Regions from separate parts of the Homo sapiens genome. Here region 1 is linked to region 2. A link is a loop called in an ENCODE intact Hi-C map of the cell type or tissue named here. Cell type or tissue: heart left ventricle. All regions are shown on one strand. Links, peaks and the distances in the headings refer to the core of each region. The heading gives the core; the rest is flanking DNA.

Region 1 (15,309 bases), core at 7,287-15,286, 190 kb after region 2:
GGGTGTTGGTGGCCTGAGATGGCAGAGGAGGGCATCCGAGAGGGGGAGGGGCAGCCATGGTACCAATGGGACACAGAAGCCAGCCAAATATGAGATAATTTGAGCATCAAATTAAATAATAATAGTAATGGATTGTAACCGATTGCATAAAAGAGGAAAACAAGAAGTCCAATCTGATATAAATATCAAAAAGGATAAATTGAAAGTTTTATAAAGAATGGGATATTTTAAGCTTCCAAATATTTATTAAATTCAAAAGGAAAAAGTAACTTTTCAGGAGAGAATTCTGCAGATACCATTTTAATCAGGTGAACAACTTGAGCATCATCAGTAATGGGACAAATTGAAACCTTGTGCCACCTAATAGAATGTAATGAGAAGAACACGCTTCTGTGATATTCCTGTCAAATTTGCATCACCTGAACCTAATCATGAAGAAACATCAGGAAATTCAACTGCAAGAACATTCTACAAAATAACTAGACAGTGATCTTCAAGAGTCAAAGTCCTCAAAGTCAACAAAAGACTGAGGAAATGTTCAAGACTGAAGCCAACTCAAGAGACCCGACAAGATGCAACACTTGATTCTGAACTGGATCTTTTGTTGCAAAAGATATCACTTGGGAAAACTGGCAAGACTCAAATGAGGTCTAAGGATTAGAAAGTACTAATAATTCAACGGTAATTCCCAGAATTTTAATATCATATTGTGCTTATATAAGAGAACGTCCTTGTTTGAAGGCTATTCGCATAAATTATTTGGGGGTTTGGGGGCATCATAGTGGAAACTGGTAAATAGTTCAAGGCAAAAAAAAAGGTCCTTACACTATATTTGCAACTGCTCTGTAAGTTTAAATCACATAAAAATAATTTTAAATGAATTTAAAATTTAAAGAAAAAAATTATAATTAAAAACATTTAAATGATTTTTAAAAGTCATGTACTTTGACCCAGAAATTTTGCTTCTGATAGTCTACTCAAGGAAATGATTCAAAATACATGCCCACCTCCAATACCCTGGCACATCTATTCACCCTTCAGGTTTTAGCTCAAGGTAATTTCCTCAGCAGAATCTTCCCTGACTTCACCAGCCCAGATCTGAAGCTTTTGTCAAACAATCTCACATCAACCTTTGTGGCCTTTATCATGGTTTGTAATTACCTATTTGTGCAAACATTAATTATTCCTCCCCCTCGAAGTCAAGGACCAGGTTTGCCATGCTCACCTTTATATCCTCAGTACCCAGCACACAGCAAGTACTCAATAAATATAAACAAACCTGTCATTAATGGATGAATAAATTAAGATAGATCAATGGACAGATGGATAAGTAGCAAGATGCATAGACATATAATAAGAAATGTTAAGAGCTCTCAGTTAATGGCTATAGCTGTCATTCAGATCTATCCCAGGGACCTAACATTAAAAAGGTCCTGTTAATCAGAAGAGATAAAGGACTGAGAAGAGCTGAGCAAAGAAACACATTTAATAATTAGTATAGAACCTACCTGGAATTACTGGAGCATGTGCATTCCAGCCAAAGGGGGATGTATTTTTTTATTTTTGTAGCCATAGTGTCTTATTTTCCTATTTTATGACCACCGAAGTATTCCCAGGCCCTCTCTTAAACCTAAGAATTCACATATTGGTGAGAATAGCTGGACATTCAAGATATTTTTGTGATTCCTTTTTTTAATCCTCTTTTGTACATGTAATAATGTTGAACAAACAATGAAATGTTGTTCCAACGATTTAATGAGGAAGGAGAAAGACCCTAACTTCTGGGCAGAGTTTTTCCCCTCTTTGTGGAAGGCCCTTATTGAAATGTAGATCAAGATTGTTACCCAAAATTTTGTCTCTGTTATTGCATCTGACTTTAGGATCAAAAAAAAAAAAAAATTTTCCAACTGATGCCTTTCCTTCTGGAATTGTAAGTGAACAAAATAATAGTACCTGTTTAAACATGAAGTGGATATTGTTACAGAGAACATACCAGTGGCTTTCTCAATGTTAAGCTAATAATGCCTCATGAATGTATGATCTATGGAGAAACCCCTGTAGTTGTACTTGCCAATGCTGTTTGTTGGAGAAAAAATTTTGAATGTTTTTTCCTCACAAACAAACAAAAAAAAAGCCATCTAAAGAGAGGGTGATACCTGTCTTTATTCTGGAGAGTTGGGGAGCAAAGTTAAGAATACATAGGGCAATGTTTTTAACTAAGGGTATATATTACAACCCTCTTTGGAACTTGTTAAAAATGCAGATGCTTGGAACAAACTTATGAAAATAGGGATTCAGTGAGTGAATCTGAAAATTCATATTTTATAATTCTGGAGGTGATCCTGATGACCTGCTGATTGAAGATTAATATAGGGATGGCTGGAGACAGTGCTGCGTGCTTATAGTTCCAGCTACTTGGGAGGCTGAGGCAGGAGGATCGCTTGAACTCAGGAACTGAAGACCAGCCTGGGTGATACAATGAGACCCCCTCTCACACACAACACACACAAAAAAATACTAAATAGAAAATGAAAATTTTTCTACTTGAATTATTTAATTCAACACTTCATGTCCTCATTTTGCTTTTAACTAAAAAAATCTTACCTGGCATGATATTTATTTATTATTTGAAAAGGAAGTCTGATATATAAGCATATCAGAGATAGAGTAAAAACTCTATCTCTGTTCTAGCCCCTAAACAGATATAGCTGACTCTAAGGAAAAAAGAACCATAAGCAATAAGAAAAAGCCACTTCTCTCAGAACACATGGGGACCTTAGATAATTAAGATCCCTCTAAAAGAAATTAACACAAAAGAGAGAGGCCGTCACTCTCTTCCCCGTCTCCACCCTAAATTATCACACCCTGGGGGAACTGGGCTGTGGAAAAAATTTAACTCTAGAGCACCTTCTGCCAAGAGTGAGATAAATTATCAGCAAGCCAGTAGGGTTTGGGCAGCAGCCCCAGAAGCTACCATAGCATGCCAAGGATAGAACAAAGCACCCGGTGGCATGGCACAAAGCAGTGAAATGTTGCTGAGCACTTGGCAAGCACTCTCTGGGGGCTATAGGAACACTGAGGAAAACTGTTGCTTTCCCTGAGCTGAGGGGTGCTAGAGTCAGAGTGATCCATGATATAGGTGTTCAACGAAAGAATCTGTGAAATGTTTCCAGGAAGAAAATCCATAATGTTTTTCCTATCACATATATAGGAAAACATTTTTTAAATCGTGTATTAGTGTCACATAATCTCTGTTTGCACTAGAATCATACAAAAATGCTTCATTTCGTTTTTGTCAAAGACGTTATTTATCTGAAAAATAAGTCAGACTTAAGACTTTACTTTTCAAATAATATGAAATTTCTCTCTCATGCCATGTGAGATTTTCTTCGTTAAAAGCAAAATGAGGTCATGAAGTGTTGGACTAAATAATTCAAGTAGAAAATTTTCAATCTTTTATTTAGTTACCCATTTCAATTTGAGCTGTACAATCTAAGTTTTCTACTACCCAAGTACTTTGGTCACGGTTGTTTTCAACAAAGCACTAACATCCTTGAATTTTCACTTCTCTTAACATTTCAGAAATAGTTCAAACCACTTAAAAGTGAGAGGGGATATTTAAAGCAATGTTATGTGAAAAATACCTCTATTTCTCTTCTTCCTATTGCCCTTCAACCCCCTCCCCCACCCCATTTCAACACAACCTAACTTCCCTCCAGCTAATCCCTATTTCTGTACTTACCTTCAAAGCTACACTTCTCATTGTGCACATTCTTTTCCTCATTTCCCCACCCCTCATTCACTCATCCCACTTCAATCTGGCTTCCATCCCCTTTGCTACACCGAAACCACTCTCCCTAAAGTCAATGAGCTCCATCTCCCAAAGGTATTACTTCTCTGAAGAATTTTATAGTGCTGGCCCGGAGCAGTGGCTCAGGCCTATAATCCCAGCACTTTGGGAGGCCGAAGCGGGTGGATCGCCTGAGGCCAGGAATTCGAAACCAGCCTGGCCAACATGGTGAAACCCTGTCTCTCTAAAAAAAAAAGTACAAAAAATTAGCTGGGCGTGGTGGTGGGCACCAGTAATCCCAGCTACTCGGGAGGCTGAGGCAGGAGAATTGCTTGAATCCAGAAGGCAGAGGTTGCAGTGAACCGAGATCGCGCCATTGCATTCCAGCCTGGGCAACAAGAGCAAAACTCTGCCTAAAAAAAAAAAAAATTGTATACTTCTAACCACTTCTCTCTCCCCTTGTACCTATGGGCTGCAGCCTCTTACATCTCTGGCCACGTCTCAGTGCCAGACTTCTCACCCACCAGTCTTTAAATATTGATGCTCTTTCAAACTATCGCAAGGACAGAAAACCAAACACCGCATGTTCTCACTCATACGTGGGAACTGAACAATGAGAACACTTGGACACAGGATGAGGAACATCACACACCGGGGCCTGTTGTGGGGTGGAGGGAGGGGGCAGGGATAGCATTAGGAGATATACCTAATGTAAATGAAGAGTTAATGGGTGCAGCACACCAACATGGCACATGTATACATATGTAACAAACTTGCGCGTTGTACACATGTACCCTAGAACTTAAAGTATAATAAAAAATAAAATAAAATAAAATAAATAAATATTGATGTTGTTTGTGTCTCAGCCACGGGTCCTCTCTCTCCCGACACTAAACTAGTGATTGCACACACCTCAGGGGGTGAAGCCCTCCACTGAAGGGAAAATCCAGTATCTAAAGGGGAAACCCAGCTCTGGGTCATTACTGGCATGCAGAAATAAAAAAATAAATGTTGCCTGATTTTTTAGTTTTTCAAGAGTAGCTTCAATCTGGATCATGTGGAACCTCCTGATTTTTAAATACTGGCAAATAAATGATTTTCTAATAATTGTAAAAGCCAATTTGCTAATCAAAGTAAACCCAACATGCCTACTAGAATGTTTCTTCTCTCTCTGCTCTACTCTTTATTCTCTTTTCATAATATCACCCATGACCCATAGTTCAATTACTATATAAACACCAACTTGTAATTACTTATCTGTACAGTAGACCCTTTTTGAAGCTCCAGGTAAATTCAAATGCCTGCCCAACATTTTTACTTGGATGTCTTAAAAGTGCTTCATATTCAATATGTCCAAAACAGAATCTCCTAATCTGATTCTCTTAGAAGAGCAGACTTATTTTATTATCTCCAATAAATGACATAATTATGGTCACTAACAGCTATGTGTCAGGTGTAGTTGGGCATATGTATATGCAAAGGTGTATAAATATATATTTGAGCCTTATATATGTGTGTGTAATATACGTTTGAGTATATGATATCTATGTGAGATATATATCTTATATATGTGATATAGATACATATATGTGTATCAGTATTACAGCACTAGTGTTGCCAGAATATAGTAAAGAATTATCTGTTAGAAAATAATGATAAGACTTGGAATTGACTCAGAAGAGAATAGCTTACATGAAAGTCACAGTGAGGAAGGTGTCAACTCAATATAAGGCAGAATGTCTTATCTGTAGGGCCTGCTGTGGTGGATGCCATAATTCACAGGGTCTCCTTGAGGAAGGAAGGACTTATTCCACTAGCTGCAGGAGGACTGCCAGAAGATGTGCCTCAGTTTTTAACCTTCCTTGGGGATGGCCTCAGCTGAAGAGAATTGCCTTGCCAAGATGGCACCTCCTTTTGTGGAAGCCAGCCTGCAATGACTGGTCATGATGGAGGTATAAAGGCCCGGCCCTCCAGCCCAAATTCATGATAACTCTGAGGGGCCACTGAAGGCCCAAGCTCACCATGGGTTCAGCTAAAGCCTTTGTCCTCTGCCCTATAGTATCTCCTTCTCTCCTTTCTCAGGGGTGATGCCAAGCCAACTCCCTAATAAATGCCCCGCACCTTAATTTTCCTAAGTCTGCTTCCTAAAGAGCCCAATTTAAGAAACTTGCCCAATGGCAAGTGGAATGCTTGCATCCTAAGTAGTCTGAATGCATTGCTGGTAATGACCAAACAGAGATAGCGTTGTTATTTTTGAATGTTATATTTTGAATGTTACATTTTGAATTTCAACAATGTTATTTTTGAAAGATGCATACATTGGATGTCTTCTAATGTTCATTTCAAATGTAAGATTTTATCACTCTCAGTTTTGAACATCGGAAATCATATGATTAACGTATTTTATTTACAGAGTACTTTACAGATTATACATATTATCTTACTCAAGCCTCCCCAAAACCAAACGAAGTAGGTAGATTATTAACCCCATCTTACAGAGGAGAAAACCAAGGCTCAGAACATTATTTGGTCCAAGATTACATATTTATTAAATAATGGATCTTGTGGTTAAACCAAGCTCTTCTCACATTTGAGCATATAACCAAAATTTCTTTCACCATATCAATTATGCGAAAGGACTAAGACTTTTTATAAAAATACTATATAATCAAAATGATATTAAACTTTTAATTTGCTTTGCTGTCACCAGTATTTTCAATGAGATTTTTTTAAATCATTGAAAATGCTGCTGTATTTCTATTCGCCAGGTCTAAGTAATTCCATCCAAGAATTTTGATGGGATCTTTGAGATTTACAGGATTTTTTTATTATTTCATTTGATTCTACATGAGAGTCTGCCTTTCTGCTCAGTTGTATGGAAATGTTCTATGATACATACCTGGCAGTACGTATTTCATTGCCTCCAGACTGCCAGGACCAAAGCCAGAGATCCCTTAGCAAACTGTTGCATGTTAACAAGAACATTACAATAGCAGATGAAGGAAGCTTTGTACAAAATATTTCTGAAATAAAACGTTAGCAGGTAGACTCTATTCTAGCAACCACCAAACCAGACAAAGGAAAGACTAGCCCTTCAGGTTACCGGAACTTGAGATTTTGTGGTAGAAAAACTTAAACAAAAACCAGACAAGTGCCCTGCTATCATCTTCAGAGTTACATTAGATTCTCAGAATGGGTGGAAGACAGAACTATACTCTGAAGAGAGACAAAAGCATCTTCCCCTGGCTCCCAATTATGTCCTTCAACACAATAGTATAATCCAAATTAACCTTACAAGAGCAACAAGAATCCAGAAGTCTTCATGGACTCTAACCAGACCATATTAGCCCTTCCATTAAAGACTATTTCATACTTGATTTTATGGAACCCCCTTGGAGGATCCTAGAAGGGAAGAGACTTTGTAGTTATGAAATCCAAGTGTACTTTGTTACCACTTTTCTTCTTTCAGGTAACAATGAGGGTTTAGTGTGCACCAGACCAAGTCAAGGGCTTTGTGTGCATTATTTCAATGAATCCTAGCTACAGTTTTGAGATTGCTAGTAATATGTCCTTTATGCAAATAAAAAAAGTGAAGCGCACTTTTCCTAGGACCGCTTGGCTTGTAAGTGGCAGAGCTAGTGTTTGGCTTTCTCTAGCATCTGAGCTCTTAACAGCTCCACACTGCCTTTTCTAAGTCCTTCAAAATGAAAAACATTTAGTCATCTAAATTTTCCACAAAATGTAGCACAAAATTGTAGATTGTGCTATGCAATCTGCAGATTATGTTAAAACTGAGTAAAATCCACCTAGTTCAGCAGCAAGAACTCTAGCTGAACAGAAAACAGGATCTTTACAACTCCACTGTGTATATGGCAACCTGGGCTATAGTGTAGACAGGGGATATTGTCAGGAATCCTACTCTGACCAGTGGGCTTGCCCACTCCAGATTTAAGGAGTCAAAGGAAATAGCTCTCATTTACATGATTTTGAGTTTTCTTGAAAAGCAAAAGACAATTAGTATTTTAAAGGGCCACAAATTACAGGAATAACCAAAATGCAGTTTCTAGCATTCTAGAGGCCAAAGAAAAGCAGAAAAATAGAGTAGTTTCTCTCAGGAGCCAGAGTTATTGGAAATACATTTGACAACAAGAATTTAAAGACTATTACAGAAACATATGGCATAAAACATCATATCCCATTCAAGGGATCTAAGGTTTCAAATAAAGAAGTTAAATCCTCTCTATAACACAAAATATTTCTGTAGGTGGCCTAAAAGAACAAAATATGATCATATTACTATTTCCTTCCAGTCCTGCAAACTACCATAGCTCTGTTGAATACTACTATGCCAAGTAATTGTGGACAAGATTCGGAGAACTGGTTCTCAGTTTCTCCACAAGTCACTGAAAACCATGACATGATTATTAGAAATCCAGGAAAGAACAATACTGATGCTTATAAAAGAGAAAATGTAATGAATAAAAGACCAAGCCAGATTATTAAGGCAGTGAAACTACTGTTTATGGTATTTTAATGGTAAGTACACATCACTGTACATTTGTCCAAACTCACAGAATGTATGACAAACACCAAGAGTGAACCCTAATGTAAACCATGGACTTTGAGTGATAATGAGGTATGAATGGTTCATCAATTGTAATAAACGTACCACTCTGGTGCCAAATGTTGATGGTGAGGGTGGCTATGCATGGCTGGCAGGGGGTAGGGAGGATATGGGAACTCTGTATTGTCTGCTTAATTTTGCTGTGAACCTAAAACTTCTCAGAAAAAAAAAAAAAAGTCTTTAAAAGAAGATGACTAGCCCGGGGTCACATGACAGAGGCTGGGAGACCCGTAGAGGTCCATAGGCAGCATCTTAAAGAAACAGAGGATGAGTAAACCAAATTCCACAGCTCTACCCTGCTACGTTCCAGTCATTTGCTCCATTATGCCAAATAGCCACAGAATATTTACAACCCTCTCCTCCTTGTACTCTTCATGTTGTTTGCACAGAGTTGTCTACTTTTAAAAACGTATTGTATCTATTTTATTCAATTTACTTATTTTTTAATTAATTTATTTTTGTAGAGATAGGGTCTCACTCTATTGCCCAGACTGGAGTGCACTGGTGCCATCATAGCTTACTGCAGTCTCAAACTCAAGCTCAAGTGATCCTCCTGCCTCAGCCTCTCAAAGTGTTAGGATTACAGGCATGAGCCACAGGGTCTGGCCTTAGTGTGCCTATTTTAAAAGGAAATACTCACAAAGTAATGAGTTAGTAAAATCCATTATTGAACATTTTAGTTGCAAAATTAACAGTTACTGATGCTCACTGTACAAAAAATTGGTCTATAATATTTCCTTTTTGCAGCAAAGTTTAGCATAGATAGCAGTAATTTTAGCACTTATAAAAAGTATTCAAAGCTGTGTGAAGGGTACATGAAGGATCATTACATTATTATCTACTTCTGTACCTGTTTGAAATTCTCTTTGATATGAAGGTTTTCTTTTAAAAAAACTGAAATATAAAACCTGCTTAATGTACCAATAACTCTACATAAGGTAATTTAATTGCTATCAGATTATGTTATTATAGTCATAGAAAAATATTCTGTATTCTATAGCACCATCATCTGAAAACATAGCATAGTATTTAAGGATCTGAGTTCAGGAATCAGACTGCCAAGGTGCATTCCACATACTTCACTTCTTAGCTGTTATAACCTTGGAAAAGTTATTTTGCTTAAGCTCCAATTTCCGCACCCAGAAAGGGAATAACATCACCATAAAGCCAGTATGAGAATTAAATGACATAAAATGTGTGTAAAGTCACAGCACAATGTCTGCCTTATAATAGGTGTTCAATAAATGTAAGCTACTATTAATATTGCAAGGTTCTCATAGATATTATTCCTCTAAAATTAAAAAAAGTAGTAAAGCCAATAAAGAGCTCTAATCTATAGATGGGGAATGAGCTCAGAGAGTCACAATTCAGAAATTAAAAAACATTTCCCCATTCTAGTGTATTCCTAAATTATTCCTAATTATTATGAAGGAATATATGTATTCCTTCATATTAGAATATATTCCAATAAATTAGAATATATTCCAATAAATTAGAATTTAAAATTTATGAAGAATTTACAAAAATAAAAGAAACTGTAAAATCCTTGCATAGTCTTTTAATACCAGTTAAATAATCCAAAGAAAGTTTTGCCATTGACTCACTCAATCAGTTGTCAAGTTGACTTTGGCTATTACTTCTCACCAGGCCTTCTGGTGGCACCTCCTCTGTGGCCTGTCTCACACTTAGCCAAAGATATGTGGCTTATTTGGATTCTCTCATAGTCTCCCCTGCATAGATACATGGAGAACTTAGCAAGGCCCTCCAAGGCTATCATTTCTCAGATCTCCCTGTTAACTTCCAGGCTTGTCTACGAGTCCATTGTTTGCCGCAACCAAGACTGTAACTTCAGACTACCTGAACAGCTAGTCTTTTCCTTTCATTTGCCACAAAGATCACTATTTCTACTGACAACACCACTGGGTGTGAAGTTTTTCCACACTGTGCGCCAAACCGAATGATCCCCCTTTGGCAGGGAAGCTGCTGGTTTTCATATTCAGCAGTGCTCTCATAAACTTCTCAACAGATCCACCTTGGGAATGGGGTACAGAAGACATGGATAGGAGAAGCCCCAGATAAGAATACCATAGACTCCCACTGCTCCTACTAACTTACATTCAGCATTTTTTTGTGAATAATTGCTTCTCAATTTGTTGTATGCCTTTGGTGAATTTCAAGAGCCCTGAAATGGTTGTTTTTCACAATATTGTCCAGTTTTGTTATTGTATAATATTTTATTAGAAAAAAATTAAAACATGCAATGTTTTACCACAAAGGTAAATAGTAAGACATGTTCTAAATTGTCTAACTGGTAGCCATTATTATTAGTATTTTGTTTTATAGACAACAATTATATGCAAAATAAAATGTTCATCCAATCTCAATGCAATATTGGCCCTTGTCTAGACACTGTTTTTATGAGGAGTTACATTATCTAATATTTAAATTATTCAAGTTCCTTAAAATGTAAGGATTCCAAAAGCTGGTACTAAACAATAATTCATTATTTAGAAACTCCTTTATCTCAAAAATATGTCTTTTCTGACAGATCATTAGGACTACTGTTTTTAAAAAAACAGGATGCTAGACATGTACTGTTAGAGTGTATGATGATTGGATAAAATTAAATATCTCTGTGAACATAATTATAAGGAACCAGGTTGAGACTTGAAAAATAAATATATTTGACTGCAGAACCCAGAGTTATAAAAAATATTTGTACTCTGCTGGAGATGCTCTCTCTTAGACAAAATTGTCAAAAAGGAACTTCACTGGGATTAAGTGCAAGCCTGTGTATGCACATTCAGGATGCACTAAACTGTAGTTCAGCCAATCCTTTTATTTTCCAATCCATTGTTCACCCTAATCACAGTCAAACTAATCACAAGATGAATCCATAAAATAATTAAAACAACCTAAATTAATGAATCATTTATACTTAGTCTCATTCATTTTGAACATCTGACATAATTACAACTTACAGCTTTTTCTTTGTATTAGAGTAGATAGCTGTTAGAACTTAAGCAAAATTCACTGAAAGGAACTGGAAGATGCAATAAGTGTGATGTCATGAACTGTTTTCATGTAATTTTTCTGATCTTTGAATAAAGTAACATAATTAATGAATGTGTTCACATAATGATCTGCCAACAATTTGAATGGTCTTAATAAGGTGACAACCTGCAAGAAAAAGTAAAAGAGGTTACACAACTCCTCACTGCTCTGGAAGGAAGTCCAGAAAGGTGCCAGAATTGCAATAACTTCATGGGAACCAAACAAAATAAGTAATGATTTTTAAGGCTGAAATTGAACCCTACATTCTCAATATAGTAAAATTGGTATTTAAGTGTTTTCTTTTTTTCAGATAAACATATTGCAAGTTTCAAAATGAGTGAACAGAAAGATGCAGAGCCATGGAGAAAATATTCTTTCATGAAGAAAGAAAAATCCAGCACATTACAATGACGCCCTCTGCTGTGATTTTTGATACTACACCAAATAACCTCATTTCCAATAGTGTCTCACTGTCTTTGCAGTGCCAATACTTCCAAAAAGCTTTGAGGAAAAAATGACTTAAATCCTTCTATAAAGTTAGTCATCTCCAGGATCTTTTAAAATTGAAGTGATTGATTCTGGGTAATGTTATTCTGAACATAGTGTTTGAGCCACATAAATGTCAGTAAATCCCTTAGTGACAGCATTATTTATTTAAGAACATATTTTGATTTATTTTGTATTCTATTTAAATAGTTCCAAAAGGAGATTATATTCATGCCAAATGGTTTCTGTAATGACAACTGCCGACCCAATTTGATAGCCAAAAATTTTTTTTTTTAACTAAGAAATTTTTGTGTCTCAAATGACCATTCTACTAAAGTGTCTCCATTTCCTGGGAAAAGATACCAAGAAGCCCAGAAAATTAACCCCAAAATTCATATGAGACTAAAACCAATGCCATTTGAGTATCATTTCTTAATTGCCAAAAGCAGACACGGACTTACAGGGAAGTGAATAAAGCCTCCTTTGCAAGGTCCCTTCTAAGTGTTAGGAGTGGACAGGAGTTGTGAAGTATTTCAGGTGGGGAGGAGAAGTCAGATTGCAATGTGGAAGCATTTCTATGTAAGAATTTCTGGTCAATTGCATCAAGATAGCTTAGGGGATAAAAAAAAAGACTTGACCCTCTAACACTCAGGTAAATTGCAATGATTTCTTTTCCTAAGTTAAATATTTCATGCCTGTTTGTTGTTGTTCTTGTTGTTGTTGTTGTTGTTGTTTTCTTAAAGAGGGCCACAAAAAAAATTGTATAAAGTTCAGGACTGACAAAACCCGAATTGGCTGTTAAACAGTACAATACTACCCAGTACAATCCTGCCCAGAATACGTTATTTTACTTTTACTGGGGTCATCTTATATTAATAGAAATTATTTTAGAGGCAATTTTGAAATCAAGGCTAAATCATAGCTTTAAAATGCATTGGTAAAATACTTTATACAATTAAAGAAAAGAAACAGAACTAATATATTCCCAACAGTGAAGCCACCCAGCGTTCAGGAGCCTCTGGCTGTTGATGTCTATGTAGGGGTTAAAAGTACTGGCTTTGGAGGCAGGCTATCCTGGATTTCCATTCTGAATCCATCATTACCTACCTATGCCACCTTTGGTGAGTCACTCATGCCTGCAAATAGGAGGCATTCAATAACTATTTGTTGAATGAATGAATAAATAAAGAATGCATCAACCCCACACACTGTCCACAAAACTTTATGAAATACAGTAGTTCAATTTACTTCCATTTTAAAAACTATTTGTTGCACATCTTTTATGGAAAAATTTTGGACAAAAGGGTAGGAGGGGATGCAAGAGTTTAAGCAAAGTGTTGTTTGGGTTTAAAAAGAGTATTTATATTTGGTTGAGGAGATTGGAAAAGGTTTCATGGAGCAAACAGCATTTAAGGAAGAGCCCTGAGATTATTAGGATTAGACCTGGGCGATGGGAAAGATAAAGCAGGCTGGAAGCATTTCAGGCTGAGGAAACAACACCATAAGCCAAGACCCAAAGATGAAAAAATGCAGGGAGTATGTGTTCGGGGAAAAATCCGCAGTCCCACCGGCTTGTGGTAAGAGAATTCATGGGAGACTGGATTGGAAGCTATTCAGGGTCATATCATCACTTCAGTTACTGATCCTCCCCATTCTGGAGATGCTCACAACTTCCCTGTAAGTGAAGGTTCACCCAACCACCATTATAAGTTACACTTGACCTTCTTTATAGACAGTGCCTTTATTTAACTGGTACAAAAAAGTATGGGACTTAGTAAACAATAAATAAACTATAATTAAACTATTCTAGTTCCAGAATTGAAAGGGGATTTTTTGATTCAAGCTTTTGTCCATGTATGGGTTATCTGTAACTTTTTTGAATAGTGACTTCTCTCACATAGAGATTATTTGAATTTCAAGGTTCGTGTTGAAGCCATTGACTGGAAGACTGAACGGGAAGGAAGCATAATGGGCAGTGGGTTAACAACATAAATTTTATTCTTGGTTATTAGAAAGGAAATTGTTCTCCAGGCAAATTTCAACAAAGTTGGATGAGTAAATGAAAGAAATGCCATTCTAGTTGGTACGGTATAAAAAGTAACTACCTTGGGTCAGAATTCAGTTTCAAATTGGCCTCTGACACTTGTCTGTAGTGTGGTCTTGGGCAATTCATCTAACCTCTCTATGCCTTGATTTCCACTTGTATAAAATGAGAAGTACAATCATAATAATAAAATATGCCAGCAGTATACTGTATTACTATCCACCTGAGGTAGGAGTATGTATTTTCACCCCACTGTCTTTGGACCTGGCCATGTGATGTGTTTTGCCCAGTGGAATGTAACATTTGCCACTCCTTTTATTATGAGAACAGCATGCTCCTAAGGAGGCTGCTCTTTCAGCCTGCATTCTAGAACAAAGAGGACACAGGAAGCAGAGATGCAGCTGATCTACAGCTTACATAAAACCTGAATGATAAATAAACTTTGTCATTGTAAGCCACTGAGATTTGCGAGTTGTTCCTGCTGCAAAGCCAAGTAATATACTGCGCTACCCACCTCACATATTTGTCTGAAGTGGACTTTAAAAATGTTTTAAAGCACTTTATAATGTTCTATGCCCGTCTATGTCTCAAACCAGCTCCTTCTCTCGCCATAGATTGATGCAGGTCAGAAAAGTTAACAGCACTAACTTATGTGAGACAGTAAAGTGAGAATACCTGCTTTCAAAGCTGCACCTCTCTCTCCTGCCTTTCTGCCATTGGCCCCCAAATTCGTTGCTACTGCCCCGTTAGGATTATACTCAGTTCCTATCCCATCTCCTCATAAAACAAAATAATCGCACGGGTTTTGTTATTTGTGATGTGAACTTTCATAAAAATATTGAAATGGTACCGCTTTTTCTGCTAGTGCTGGCCCCAGTTCTTCTGAGAAAATGCTCAGAACTGCCGGCTTCTGTTTCTTCTCCATATTTTGGTTAAATTTTACTTGAATCCTTCATTTAGTCAGTTTTGCCAGAACGTCTCTGTGGAATCCTATTTAAATTCAAAGCACTCTATGAAAAAATTTCAAAAGGATCGCTTTAAAAAAAAAAAAAAAGACATTTCAATTTAACTAGCAGTAAGTAACTCTTGTTGACTAAACTCATTAAAGAAGCAACCACTGAGATCACACAGAAAAACCTCAAGAGGTGGCACCCCGACTCGCATTAACCCAGGGAGACATGATGGCTAAGGAAGTAGATGGGACAATGACTGGGCCCGAAAACAAGAAAATCTTTGTTATAAAAGCCTCCCATTTCTGCACGATTAAGTTGAAAGAAGGTGAGCTTCGAGTTAAGCCTAGGCAGTTTTGAA
Region 2 (15,722 bases), core at 4,492-12,491:
TAACATTGTGATTTTATTTCTGGGTTTAATATAGAATGTGGAGGAATGTATTATTTACAGATCAAAAGAGATATTAATGAGAGAAAAATTACATTATCCCACCATTACTTTTTCTTTCTTCTCTCTCCTTGGCATGGGGCACACATGCTAGTCCGTTTTCACCATTAGCAAAAGATCCATTCAGGAAACCCTCTCTCCTGGCCTTTCATCCTGTAGTTTGGTTCATCCATGTCACAGCACTTCTCTGCAACTCCTTATACAATATTTTAATACTTTTAGTGTTTTGCATTTAATACTTTTACTGCTCTTCTCTAGCACTTTCACATATCTTTGTTCATCCAAAAAATAATCTTTGTCACTTTCTCGACTTTGAGGATATCCACTTAGCACTTATTCTTCCCCACTAAAGGTTTGGAAAAATAACAGCCTAATGTTTTGGTCTGTTTCTATAGAACAACACTTTTATCTCATTTAATACTTTAAGTGTGCTTCTCTGACACTTTCAACATTAGGTTACATATTTCTTGAGTTTAACAGAATTTTCCAGTGGAAAATGAAGAAAGAAGGGAAACCATAATATGAAAGAAACAAATTGTTCAGCCAACTGATGCTTACTGTAGGAAAAACCAACCGCTGCTTAATTATATACACCTAAGGCGAAAGGAAACTTTCAAATAAGCACTCCACCCCTTTCAGTGTTTCTATGCTAATGGCAATGAAACAGTCAAGTGAGTCATACATCTCTCTTTCTCCTTCATTACCAGGATCAGGGATTGACTGGAGAATTTGAAATGGAGAGTTGAACAGAGTAACATATTTTCCTAGGTCACATCCTACCACAATCACTGACCTAGTTCCTCCTCTTCCTAGCTCTATAACCTTGGATAGTGACTTAATCTTTCTCTGCTTCAGTGTCCTCATCTAAAAATTGGGACTACCATAGCACCTCTGAATTGAGTTATTATAAGGACTAATGAGACCATCTCTATAAAATAATTACCATGGTATTGGGTGCATATCAAGCTTGCAATAAACAGCTCTTCTTGCTTTTTGTCACTATGATTTTGCCACCCTCTCACCAGGCCATGGTGGCAGCCATGAATGACACTGATGGTGTATTTGGATGCTTACTTATGAACATAAAAAACAATGCTTTATATGCAGCCTATTTCCTAAAACTTTTTAAATACACCAAAATGATTTTTATTAAAATATGCATAAAATACATATTTTTAGCCCTTCACTCTTAGAATATAAAATTTCAATATTGACTGTATTATATCTTAAAGGAAGTGTCACACACCATCGATGTGTTTAGCACTGCTTGAGATATCTTGAAGAACGTAGCAGACATATGACAGAGCCTGTCTTCTAGAACTCACCTTATGCTAATATGCCCAATATATTTCCCAGCTTATAACATCAAATGCACTATTAATACAATATAAGATTAAAGGATAAATTGTATTTGAGGAATTTCAAATATTTTTCAGGGCAGAAAAGGATAAGAGAATTCAAGATGTGAAGAAAGATTCTATGAAATATCTTGGTATTAAACTAAGCATTAAGGAATTCTTGACTAAACCTTGGCTGTTTCTTCAGATCAAAACCTGCTTCTGAATATGGGTTAGGTCATGCTTCTCTTGCACATTTTTATTCGTTGAAAAAATTTCTGAGCACTTTCATGCATCAAGAGTTGTGAAAGTCACTGGGAGTATAACATGAAACTGAGTACCTTTCTCTCACTGAAGAAAGCCTACAAGATTGCCTGTTCCTGATGTTAGTGCAGAATTGCAGAACAATTCTTCCACAAGCTTAGTCTGAAACAATTAGAAAAGTTGGAGAAAATACACCATGTATTTGTTTGAAGATAATAATTTGAGAATTCAAGATCATGAAGAGAAGGGAAGTGGAGCATAGTGTTTTTCCCTTCCAGGCATTTGTCAGGCTATAAGAAGAGCCAGGTGAAGAGGCCAAGAAGCAAAGCAGAAAACAGTGACCAAAACCCTGAAACTATGAGTTGAGTTGAGTTTTCACAACAGCCTAATGAGCCTGAGGAGGAAAACATGGGAGTTCTGGGGCTCCCAAAAAAGACAGCCCCGATAAACAACCCAGACCTCTGGAAAAGACTTTGAAAGGACCAGACTGTAGGATTAAGAACAAAGCTCTTATAAAAATCCAGTGTTGAACGAGCTCAATCCCAGATTTGGTAAAGGTAATCTGCTCCCGCTCTAACTGCCAGGTAGATTAACATTAAGTCCTCCCTGGAGAAAGAGGCAAAACTCTACAAATTATCTCTGTATTTTTTCAGTCCTATCTGGCATTTAATTTACAAAATTTTTAGGTATACCAGGAGAGAAAGAGTTAAATGTTCAGAAATCAAGAAAAAGTGTAAAAATAAAATACAGGAAGAGACTCCAGGTAATGTAGACTTTTGAGTTCTCACAGAAGGATGTTAAAATAAATGTGATTAACATTTTTTAAAAATAGATGGCAAGATAAAGAAACTGACCAAAAACTATAATCATTTAAAAATTCTAAAATGAAAATGGCAAATATTAAAATTAAGAACTTTATTAAATAGATTAGAATTTCCAGATTAATTAAAAGAGAATTGGAACTGGAAAATAGGTCAATAGGTCAATTTGAAGTATCCAAACTAAATAACAGAGAAGGAGAAAAAAGATGGAAAATAAACAAAGGTGATAAGAAACTTACAGGACATGATTCAAAGATCTAACAGACAAGTTACTGAAACCCTAGAAGGAGAGGAGCTGGTAGGGCACAAGTATCTTATATGACATTGCTTGAGAATATTCCAAAACAACAGAGACTTCAATCCACAAATTCAAAAAGCTCTATCAAACCCAAGAAGGATAAATACAAAACAACATATCCAGTTTTGTATCATAGTAAAAATGCCAAAAACCAATGGCAAAAAGAAACATTTTTAACTAGCCAGAGGGGAAAAAAATAGTTAGTAGCTCCAAAGAATAAGGCTGACTTTCAACAGAAGTAATGGAAGCCAGCCGGGCATGGTGGCTCATGCTTGTAATCTCACCACTTTGGGAGGCCGAGGCAGGCAGATCACCTTAGGTCAGGAGTTTGAGACCAGCCTGGCCAACATGGTGATGCGCCGTCTCTACTAAAAAATGCAAAAATTAGCCGGGCATGGTGGCGGGCTCCTGCAGTCCCAGCTACTTGGGAGGCTGAAGCAGGAGAATAGCTTGAACCTGGGAGGCAGAGGCTGCAGTGAGCCAAGATCGTGCCACTGTACTCCAGCCTGTGTGATAGAGTGAGACTGTCTACAAAAAAAAAAAAAAAAAAAGAATGGAGGCCATGAGATGATAGAAAAATGTGACTGATGTGCAGAAAAGAAACTGCTTAGAGTTCTACATCTGGAGAAAATATTTTTCAAAAAGGAAAATAAAATAAAGATGTCTTTAGACAAACAAACATTGAGGAAAATCTATCTCCAGGAGAACTGCTCCAAAAAAGTATACTAAAGAGATTTCTTCCAGCGAAAGGAAAAATATCCCAGGTGAAAGCATGGAAATTGAGAAACAAATGCACAACAATAGAGAGTAAAAATATACGAGTAAATCTAAATGACTATTTATTATATAAAAATAATATTAACTTATTTGAATTTAAAATGTGTGTCATAAAATCACAAAAAGGATGGAAATACACTGTCCTAACATGATCTAGAAAGTAATAAAAATACTATTTTGGAGTAGATCTAATATGTCAAAAACATATGTATAATCTCTTAGCAACTAGGGTAGAAATTCTGTTATATTTACTATTTTTTCTATTTTAATTGGATTTACTTTCCTAATTTTTTTCTAATTTGTTGAGATGAATATTTAAATCATTAATTTTATTCTTTTTTCCTTTCTAGTATATGCAGTTATAGCTATACATTTGCCTCTTTAGCTGTTTCCCACAAGTTTCAATATGTCCTATTTTCTCTTTTATTATTAACTTATTTTTCTTTTTGAGACAGGGTCTCACTCTGTCATCCAGGCTGGAGTGAAGTGGCGTGATCTCGGCTCACTGCAGCCTTGAACTTCTGAGCTCAAATGATCCTCCCCACTCAGCTTCCTGAATAGATGAGACTACTGGCGTGTGCCACCACGCCTGGCCAAATTTTTTTATTTCTTATACAGATGAGGTCTCACTATGTTGCCCAGACTGGTCTCGAACTCCTGGGCTCAAGTAGTCCTCTGGTCTCATCCTCTCTCTCAGTCCCTTTGTGATTTCCCTCAATATCAAAGAGCCATCTTGCTCAAGAGCACGCCCTTCCTGAGGCAGTTCACATACAATAACTGATCATCCTGGAAGGCAATGAAACTGCCTTTGCAAAAATTATGACTGTAAGAAAAATCTGACATAGGAAAATTATGACAGTGAAACAAATCTGACCTAATCAATTTCATCTTGCTTCTAACCTCCAAGTGGCCCTTACTCATTCCTAGGCATAGGCCAAACTAACTATAGGAAGAATTAAGAGTTTAACTTTTAAACAAAGATAATAACAGCCCCTTCCTAAAACAAATCCCATCTTTGTTTGGGGACCAAAACTGCCTTTGTAAAACCAATAAATTGACCACAAGATTAGAAATTATGGCTCAGGAGTCATCCAGCCAGAGGCCACAAGATTTGTAACCTCCGCAATTGCTCCTGTGGATAACATCACTATGATAAAACCTAAGGTTGGTGTTCAAGACATTCTTAAGACCCTGCATTCTGTTGGACCAGCCGGTGCCACCCGACCAATAAACTGGCTCCACCAGTCCTGTAATCCCACCCAGGAACTGAAGACAGAAGGAAGATCCCACTTTGACCCCCTGTGATTTATCCCTGACCCAATCAATCAGCATTCTCCATTCTGTAGGTTCCCCACCCACCAAATTATCCTTTAAAAGCCCCAATCTCCAAATCTGGGGAAATTGATTTGAATAACAAACTGTGGTCTTCTGTTCAGCTGGCCCTGCATTTATTAAACTCTTTTACTATTGCAGTTCTGCTGTCTCAGTAAATCGGCTCTGAGCAGTGGCTCAGAGTGACTGCAGCAACTCTGATCAGTTGACTGCAGCAACTCTGATAAGACTTATTTGCTTAGAAGTTTCCCTGGGGTTGACCAACGTTTTGTGACCACATTGTGACAGGCATGGAAACCTGGGCTTGAAAACAGCAAGGAATTTAGGATCTCAGACCCCTCAGGATTAGCTATAAAGATAAGCTGAGACTGAAGGAAATCTGGAATAGAGAGTAGGGGTAGGAAGTGGAGGTTGAAGAGACAATGATATGGTTTGGATGTGTGTCCCCTCCAAATCTCATGTTGAAGTGTAATTCCCAGTGCTGGAGATAAGGCTTAGTAGGAGGTGTTTGGGTCATGGTGGTGGATCCCTTGTGAATGTCTTGGTGCTGCCCCTACAGTAACAAGTGAGTTCTCACTCTGATAGTTCATGTGAGATCTGGTTGTTTAAAAAAATGTGACACCTCCCCCATCTCTTTCTCTTGCTTCTGCTCTTGCCATTTGATGCACCTGCTCCCCCTTTGCCTTCCGCCATGATTGTAAGCTTCATGAGGCCTCATCAGAAGCAGATGCCAGTACCACACATCTTGTCTAACCTGCAGAACTGTGAGCAAATTAAACCTCTTTTCTTCATAAGTTACCCACCCTCAGATATTTCTTTACAGCAATGCAAAAATGGACTAACACAGACAATGAATACCAATTCCAGCCCAACACCATCTGCACTGTTGGGGGATACAGTTCTTCCTACTAAACTTCCTCTTCTAAGTTCAGGTCCACCAGAGTCCTGAAGGAGCTACTGCTTGAATTACATGAAGAAGTGGATTTGAGCAGCATAAAAGGTCTTGTGTGATGGATACACCACAGAGGGTAGACTATAGTGGACATAGAGATGCACCACCTAGATTCCACTCCAAAGAAGGTCTTATTGTCCTAGGGGCTGGGAGCTCTGGGAGCTCCTTAAAGATGTCAGCTGCAAAGAGCCACCTCACACGAGTGTGTACTTTTCCAAGGCAGTCCATGCCCAATGACTGATTGCTGCAGGAGCATAAAGGTCTGACCATTTCAGCCCATCAAGGGTCTTCTCTGAAGAGCTATATTTGCTCTAGAGCACCTCATTGGGTTGGCTGAGTCTTTGTCACCTTTACATTGCAGTTTGACTTCTTCATCTTCCCAATCCTGCCTCCTTTTCCTTCCTTCCGCAGGTGTTGACCCCTCATAAATAGCCTGTTCACCAAACCTTTTCTTAGCAGCTTCTGAAGTACTCTACCTATGATGATCATCGAAAAACACTGAATGGCCAAGCATGATGGCTCACGCCTCAGCACTTTGGGAGGCCAAGGCAGGCAGATCACGTGAGGTCAGGAGTTCGAGAACAGCCTGGCCAGCATAGTGAAAACCCATTTCTACTAAAAATACAAAAATTAGCTGGGTGTGGTGGGAGGCACCTGTAATCCCAGCTACTCAGGAGGCAGAGGCAGGAGAATCGCTTGATCCCAGGAGGCAGAGATTTCAGTGAGCTGAGATCGTGCCACTGCACTCCAGCCTGGGAGACAGAGCGAGACCCTGTCTCAAAAAAAAAAAAAAAAACCCCAAATATCCAAGAACAAATCTAACAAAAGATGCATGAGGTCTCAATAAATGCAAAATTATATTAAGAAAAATTAAGGAAGATAAAGTAAATGAAGGGATAATTCATGTTCATGGACTGAAAGTCAATATTGCACAGATTCTTATTCTCCCCAAATTGACCTACAAATGAAATGTAATCCCAACAAATACCTCAGCAAGTTCTATTTGAAAAAAAAATTTCGCTGGGTGCACTGGCTCACACCTGTAATCCTAGCACTTTGGGAGGCCGAGGCGGGTGGATCATGAGGTCAGGAGTTTGAGACCAGCCTGGCCAACATGGTGAAACCCCGTCCCCACTAAAAATACAAAAATTAGCCAGGCATGATATTGTGCATCTGTAATCCCAGCTACTTGGGAGGCTGAAACAGGAGAATTGCTTGAACCCAGGAGGCGGAGGTTGCAATGAGCTGAGATCGCACCATTGCACTCCAGATCTGGGCTACAGAGCAAGACTCCATCTCAGAAAAAAAAAAAAATCATGCTGATTTTAACATTTATATGGAAAGCAAATACCTCCTCCCTCAAATGAAGAAGAACAAATTTGGGGAATCTACTTAATATAGGAAATCATAACTTATAGAACCACAGCCATGAAAAGAATGTGGTAGTGGCAAAAAGATAGCTAAATAGACCAATGGAATAGAATAGAGTGTTCAGAAACACACAGACCGACGCTTGACTTATGACCAGGTGATGCTGAAGAGCAACAGGGGAAGAATGGTCATCTCAACATAAAATTTTGAATCAATTCATTTGTATATGAAAAAAATGAAACTTATCACCTACCTCATCTCATACTCAAAAATCAATTCTACATGGACTGTAGATATAAATATAAAAGATAAAAGAGTAAAGCTTCTAGAAGATAATATAGAGAAGTATATTTGTAACTTTGGTATAGGAAAAGGTCTCTTAAACAGGAAACACACACACACACACACACACACAACTAATCATCTGTTCATCAAAAGACCCCATTATGACATTAGAAAGACACAGAATGGGAGAATCAACAAAGAATTTGATTCTATACCGTCAAAGGACAACTATTAAATCAATAAGAAATAGATAATCCCAATACAAAGCTAGGCAAAAAACTTGACAAATTATTTAAAAGAATTGGTTCATATGCAAATAAATGACCATTAAACGTACGAAAAAGTGTACAACTTCATTAGTCATTAGGAAAAAGCACTTTACAACTATGAATGGTAAAACTGAAACTATCAGCAATACTAACTGTTGGTAAGCATCTAGAGAAACTGGAACTCTCATATATTGCTGATTGGAGCATGTGTTATGATTGCTTTGGAAAACCTTTCAACAATATCTTCTATAGCTAAAATAAACATACCTCATGACCCAGAAATTCTACTTTTACTTTTATAGCTAACAAAAATGCACATATAAATTTTCATCAAAAACTATACACACATGATCACAGATGCCTGAGTTACAATAGTTCAAAACTGAAAACAACCCAGCTATCCATTCACAACAGAACAGACCAACAATTTTGCCATACTCATGCAACAGAACACTATGACAAAAAATAACAAGTTATGGCTACCTACAATAAAATGGATGCATCTCAGAATCTTAACTTTGAACAAAACCAAACCCTGAAAAAGTACAGACTGTATAATTTCATTTATATATACTTCAAAAGTATGCATGGAGATTGTTCAGGAAAAGGAGCATCAGGTAGTGACAATGAGGGGCACAGAAAGAATCCTGGGGTGCTGATATATGTCCCATTTCTTGACATGGGTAGTAGGAATATGAGGGTGTTTAGTCTGTGAACATTTATGGAGCAGTACACATACGATCTGTGTACTTAACTTCTAAAAAATAATAAGTTGCATGCCTAGTACAATACTAGATAAAAGGAAACATTTATCTATTGATTTAATTTGTGGACTTCACTTGTCATACCCACAGTGTATCAAAAGAATGGGAGATCTGGGCACAGGAACAAAATATAAAAACCAGAACATTGTTCTCACACCTGTGGAAAGTCAGACCCGAACGTCTGTGCCAAAATCACTACACCCTTGGCACAGCTATGTGTATGCCCATGTGCCACTTTGTAGAAGAACTCACAATCACTTTGTAGAAGAAAACCCAAACACAAAATTCTGTTTCTAAGATAACATCCTGTACCATACCTTACGCTTTACTTTGGCAACTCAACTGGAATAGTCATTGCCTCTCTTATTTTTAATTGGGGGGCTTCTCAGTGCTACATTTATGAGTTTGTTGTTTTTTTAAGTGGATAAAGCTGACCCACACCACAGCCCTAAATACTTTTACTAGTACAAGTACTATCCACTGCAGACACGTTCTTCACAGAGTAAAAATCTGTCTTCTCGATACTTTTGTCTGGCCAAAAAGACATCCTGCCAGGTTTATAGTGAAAGATCAGAGTTTGCTGACAACAGCGTGAGGAGTATTTCCCATCCAGGGATGAGTGACTTCTGACAGGAGTTGCAGGTTTGGCAAGACATCGCGCAGATCGGGCCAAACCAAACACTGAGTGGAAAACTCCACTCAAACAGTGTACCATGGGCGCAGGCCCCCTGTGGCCAGCCCACGTGTGCAACCTACTCTGATTAGTAGTGAAACAGCAGTCCAACAGTACTGCACATACTGTACAGAGGATGTGCCTCAGCCAGGTGGAGGCAAGGAGACAAGACGGCTGGGACAACATCCCAGGCCTAATCAGAAGAGTACACTCTGAGTTTTTCCAGGAACTCGTAACGCCAGAGATATTTAATCATGGCTTTAAGGAAATATTTTAAGCATAAATGGCTTTTGTGACCCATATGTCTAAATATTTTCCCTTTTAGGCCAGAAGAGAAGGCACCTTGTCTTCACATCTCTACAAAGTGGAGAAAAAATTAAAAGAGAAAACTTAACTCACAAAATGTACCCTACCAGATCCACCATCTATTCTTGCCCTTGTTCTTCAATTGCAAATTCAGTAGTTAGAAACCGAGTTTCTATACACCTTGCATAGTGACAAGTACATGATTCATAGCCAATTATTGAATATTTATTCACACAATCTTTAAGTCTTCTTTGGTTAATTTATTTCAAATGCTACTATGTGGCATTTACTCATTATGTCTAAAACTGGAAAATATGAGCATGCCTGTACGTGGCGAATGCAGAGCTAGATATTCTCCCAAAACAGACGGGAAATCACTTTACATATAGCATATTACAGTAGACTTCACGGAGCACCTGAGCATGCCAAAAGATCCTATAAGTGGAAAGAAAGGTTAATTATTAAAATTCTGTGAACTTCAAAGATTTGGGAAGCTATATAAATACGATTACTCATGTTACACATACTAACATTTCTGTCTTACAATGGCTATTTACATTCAATTTACAAAAAGATACATATTTTCTGACACAAAAAATCTTGTTACTGAAACAACATATTCTTTCCAAATAAATGTATTGAGGTTCTATACAATACATTAAATAAAATAAAATCCTATCTGATCTATGTCTTATCATGCAAAGAATAAGGGAGAGCCGAAAATTATCATAAGCTGTTAATTTTAACAAAAAGGTCAGTTCCGCCTTCTGCTGTGTTTCTTCATGCCTTCCTGGGTCCACATCACTGTGCTTTGCAACTCTATTTTTCATTATTGTCTCAGTAAAAACTCAGAATTATGATTCTTCTCCCAAGTGGCAACCAAGAGTGAAAGACTTCACCCTGGGTGAGTTCCCTTGCCAAAGCAGCTAAGATTTCCTCTGCACCCATTTTCTAACGTCAAAGAGTTTAAGAGGAAAAACAGGTTATTTTCTTCAACCCAGAAAATATTTTGACTGACATTTTTATATCTTTTTCTTTTATAATAATATCCAAAAATGTTTACAGCTATTTATAGTTTACAAAATGCTGCCCCACAACCAGAACACTAAGAATCATATGTTCCGACCACTGTTTTGTAGATGCAGAAATAAAAGCCAGAACCTAATTCTAAGCCCCTGACCCTCAGCACAAAGCATTTTCTGCAACTGCTCCGAAAATGTGCAAGGGATGAGGCCGCTTAGAATTCCCTTCTATTGGGTGAAATGCAAAAAGAAAACACATGATCTAAAAGGAAGAGAGACTAATGGAGCCTCAAAAGATCCTTAGCAATTCTGACTAGGTCTCTGACAGAAAATTTTTAATAAAGGAAGGAGAACTGACATCAAAAGTAATAATTTCAACCTCTAAGGAATTCACTAAAAAATGAGAACAGCTTTAGCATTAGTATGACTGACACTAATGCAAAAGTCCTGACAGGTGCTATAAAAAAAAGAAGAAGAATCTGGGATTAGAACACCACGATTTCAGCCATAACAGGATAGCTGTGGGTGAAAGTTGCTTGTAACCGGTAATTAATATCTCCACCATAGTCAAGTAAAAACAGAGTTTAATAGAATTTGAGTGTAATCGTAAGACTCCCAAAAGACATGACAACTTGAAAAAGGCTTGTGAGGAAAATTACAGTATTATCAGGCAAAGGGAAAACTCACAGTCTGGAAGTTGATTGTAACTGAAAAGAAAATCGTTAACCACCTTCAACTGATCAGGTCTTGTAACTATGCCAGCTGTGTCAGTGGAAGTGACTGGTGGATATCCCGTCCCACTAAATCTGAATGAGACTTCAGCCCACAATTCCACAGCTGTGGGAGTGTGTTAAGCCTTCCCATGATCTCCTTCTGCCTCATCCTCTCCTTCCCCATGGACGGTCTGTCTCAGTGTTTCATGGTGGCAATTGAATTGTGAAAACATACCTTTCACTGATTTCAAAAACTTAAAACAAACATTACCTTATTTAAAAAATTTTACTCACACTGACCTTTATGAGCAATGGAGATTGTATTCAAGATTTCAGAAAAGAAGGATGTGGCATAGCTCAAATTTTAAATTCCATCTTTCAGACACCCTTTTTTCTCAAAATTTCCCTGACAAACATGGGTTTTGGAATTCCTTTCTTTACCCCTTCTCCAGCTTGTACCTCATCTGGTCTCCCAACCTCACATCTTCCTAACTGCTCTTACTTCCCACCGACCTTTCTTCTTATTTTCTTCCCCCTCCATCTTAGGAAATGAAAGTTTTTTTCTTCTCTATGGCTTAACAATTTGGTGACTGTTTTTCATTGTTGAAATGTTCACAAGGTCTCACCATCCAACCCATGAGCTTTCCCAAGCATTTTTCTCCAACAATAGCTCTTAACAATAGTAAAGGGAAAAAGAAATGGGGCAGAGTCAAAAATGACCAAATGACCCTGGCTGGCCATTAATTTCCAAAAAACATACATTTAACAATTAATTTAGATAATGTATGATTTGTGTTATGCATTTAGTATTCATAGTTGTTTTAGAAGCAAATTGCTTGGACATATCTGGATCACAACAATTTGAAGGACCAGCAACCAAAATTCCTCATGCAGAGTCTTGAGCCGTAATTAAGAACACAGCATCCGAAGCATGACAGCTGAGGTGCAAATTCTGACTCTCCAGAATTCTTAGGCAAGTTACTCAACCTCTCTGCAACATGGAATGATAATAATATCATTCCATATATAGCTAAAATGGCCATTAAAAATTAATCCTACCCCAACTCCAGCTACATACAAATAAAGTAATTTTCAAGGAAAATAAAAAACACAAGAGAAAAATCTCATCCTAAAGTATGTTCACATTTTCCAAGAGATTTCAAAATGGCAAGAAGAAGTATTCATTTTCAATTGTTTCCACATTTACATTGAAAATATGTTGGCTATCAAAATTACTAGAAAACAAATACATATATGCAACATGGAATGATAATAATTGTTTCTACCTCGTAGGGTTATCATATGGATAAAATTAGTTAATACATGTGAAGTCCATAGAACATTGCCTGGCCCATAGTAAGGGTTGAATAAATGTTGGCTGATGCTAGAATTAAACTCACCCCAGAAGGCAGTGGTGTCTTTCTGCCTTACTTCTCCTCTTAAGCACTTACTAGTTTTACTATTTATTTGTCAATTATTAATGTGCTACTTTGAAATAACTTATACATCTGTACTATAATAGACTACATCTTACATGCATAGCTGTATTCAATAGCATATATACAACTACCTGTTCTAGACTGTAATCCTCTTACACACATTGAGTCCATTTTAACATCTTTGTATCTACCATAGTGCTCAACACAGTACTTCGCCCAAAATAGGGATCTAATTAATATTTATTAGTTTATGTTATAATAATGACAATTGTGTTTTGATATATTTTTAACCTGGGTTATGGCCTTATCTGAAATCACCTCAAATGATATTTACCAGTTAGTACTTGCCTTTTACTTCCTCTTTCTTTCTGGAGACATTCTAATTTTTATTTCCATGGGCTTTTCACTGTCCCTGCTGAAATTTCAGCCCCCGCCAAAATGAAAGGAAGAAGGCTAAATAGATATTAGATTCATGACGACGCATCTATATCAATGGTAAAGAACACATTTCTGTATTTGTTTTCTAGTAATTTTCATAGCCAACATATTTTCAATGCAAAATGTGGAAACAATTGAAAATGAATTATTGTTGCCATTTTGAAATCTCTTGGAAAATGTAAACACACTTTAGGATGAGATTTTTCTCTTGTGTTTTTTATTTTCCTTGAAAATTACTTTATTTGTATGTAGCCGGAGTTGGGGTAGGATTAATTTTTAATGGCCATTTTAGTGGAAAGTCAAGGATTAAACACTGCTTTCTAAATGCTTATGTCGTGTTACCTCTTCATTGCTCTACCTACATCTCTTATTCTTATCCTCATCTGTACACATAGTCGACCTTAAAATGAGTTCTCAGACTCAGAGATTAATTTCATGAACTAAAGGAAGTCAGCCAAAGTGGAAAAGAGGAGTCAATTTCAGGTCTCTGATTCATTTTGGTCCACAAAGTCTGAGGTTTGAGTTGCCTCCAAACACCTGCACATAACTAGGAGAACAAAAATATGTTTTGTGACTCTCTAACCAACCACCTCTTAATGAAATGAATATTGTCATTTCCACAGGATAATTTTCATGGAAATGCACTTGGCTAAGCAATGGTGAATACATAAAGTCCAATTATTCACATACCATGCCTCTCTATTCATGAAGATAAATATATATCAGATTATGGAGATACCTATACAACCTGTCTTCTATAATAGTAGTAAACACCCAAGGGTGTTTAGAGTAACACTGAAAAGAAGTAAAACAAAAGGTACACAATCTATGGTCTAAGGCAGATTAAGTCAGGGCTCATCACCAGGCCACCATCCATCAACCCTCATTCTGACACCTATATCCAAGATAACCATTTGCAGCAAGTGATATACATAGGAGCTTGTGTTTTGCAAAAAGAATAAGAAAAGGGACTTTGTGACTGGAGTTTTATACTCTGAGAAGAGATAAATGGTAGGGATGCTATCATGTCTGTTCCAAACAGAACTACAGTTCTATGTTTCAGCCCGTATAATTAGTGGGATGAGGTCAAAAATTACTAAACTCTTCTCCATGAAAGATTCTGTAAGACATTGAGCCCAAGAAGAGGTTCTCTGGGCCTTTAATTTTATTTTAAATTGAGGGATAGTATTGGGAAAAGGCCATCCATGAAACCCTACAACATTTTGGCAACTCAAGGGCTATAGCTTGATGCAAAGTATTTTGGGGGGAGACATTTATCTTAAAGTAAATTAGTAAACCATGATGTGCAATGACAGTAATGAACCTTCTCAGGTAGCAGTTCTATGCACTTGGGAGCTAAAACATAAGAAGAAAAAGTCTGGGCCCAAAGGACAACCACATCTAGAGTGTGGACATTTTGAGACATCATTCTGGAAATATATGGAAATAACTGGGAGGTATTGAGATCCTGCTGTTATGCAGATAGAGGCGAACAAGTCAGCAGATATGTGGGTTAAATGTATAATAGGATTTTTTAAAGCTAATAAGTGAAAACATCCTTTTCCCTCCTAACTTTAGAAATGTTTGCGAGATTAAAGCAGGGTTAGGCAGAAGGAAAACAAAGATAGCTTTTATTACTGATGGATTCATGAATGTGGCTTCAGTGTTCAGTAATCACGAGCTTTCTAATACTGGATCCTCAAATTAAACAGAGTTACTCCAGTCACAGGCAATACTGAAGGCTGTAGATCTCTCCACTGGAATAGAAGGAAGGTCATAGATGAATATGTTCTCTCTGCAGGCTGACACTGATGAGATAAAAAGAATTAGGCTACATATGCAAAATTCCTCTTTCCAAACTCACGAGTAATCTTGGGAGCACTGAAGGAGAGAGTTGGATAAGCCACCAAGAGTCTTATACTTGTGGAATTCCTTCCACATGGAAAGACAAACTCTGTGGATAGGACCTTTCTCTCCACCGCCAGCAATGTGCAAAGAGCCTGGCACAGGGCCTATCATGTAACAGACTACAAAACAACCTACCGTGCTCCAGGCACTTACTTGCTAACAACATGAGTTGGATACCAAGAAATATTTGTCTTCCTTACTCCCAGAACACAGTATATACTGGATATTTGCTGAATTCTACTCTTCCTCCTTTTTCAAATGGTTAGAAGAAATATGCTTCTTAAAAGTAACAATTTGTAGTAAATAAGGCTATTTAGCAACTCTACAATTACAAAGGTGATGTGAAAAAGATTTCTACCTCCCAGTTGGATGATCCATGGAGGTAAGGACAGAGGAGCAATAGAGACCATATTCCAATTCAAAGTAACTATTATCAAGTGCTCACTGTGTCAAGCACTAAGCTAATACTTTCATAAATGATTGCATTTTTTTACAATTAAATACTTAACCACATCACAGGAAGAAAAATTGAGATGCAAGAGTGTTAAGTAACTTATTCAAGGAGTCATAAAAAAGAAGAGGTAGAATAATATTTTGAACTAAGTATGACCCAGACTCATTTCATTCCACTATATTGCACACAACATCAGCATATAGATATAAAGACAATTATAGCTTTTTAAAATGGATTTTGTG

What was found. A loop is a pair of places that touch in the nucleus more often than their neighbours do. Peaks named below come from ENCODE experiments on the same cell type or tissue, not always from the same donor. Only the 100,000 strongest peaks of a DNase experiment are listed, where the experiment ranks them.
Region 1: it touches region 2 in a loop (2.3-fold over the local background); 3 of 110 quality-filtered maps call a loop at or near these places.

Annotation. Positions count from the first base shown.
Region 1 is chr13:37,105,851-37,121,159 of GRCh38, reverse strand. No RefSeq gene overlaps it. Among named protein-coding and RNA genes, the nearest start is that of CSNK1A1L, 7.8 kb to the right of the region's middle. In heart left ventricle, for the core only: a CTCF peak has its summit at 11,874 (motif pointing left); no DNase peak of the experiment used is centred there.
Region 2 is chr13:37,288,797-37,304,518 of GRCh38, reverse strand. No RefSeq gene overlaps it. Among named protein-coding and RNA genes, the nearest start is that of LINC01048, 190 kb to the left of the region's middle. In heart left ventricle, for the core only: no CTCF peak of the experiment used is centred there; a DNase peak (open chromatin) is centred at 9,228; H3K27ac peaks cover 1,922 bases.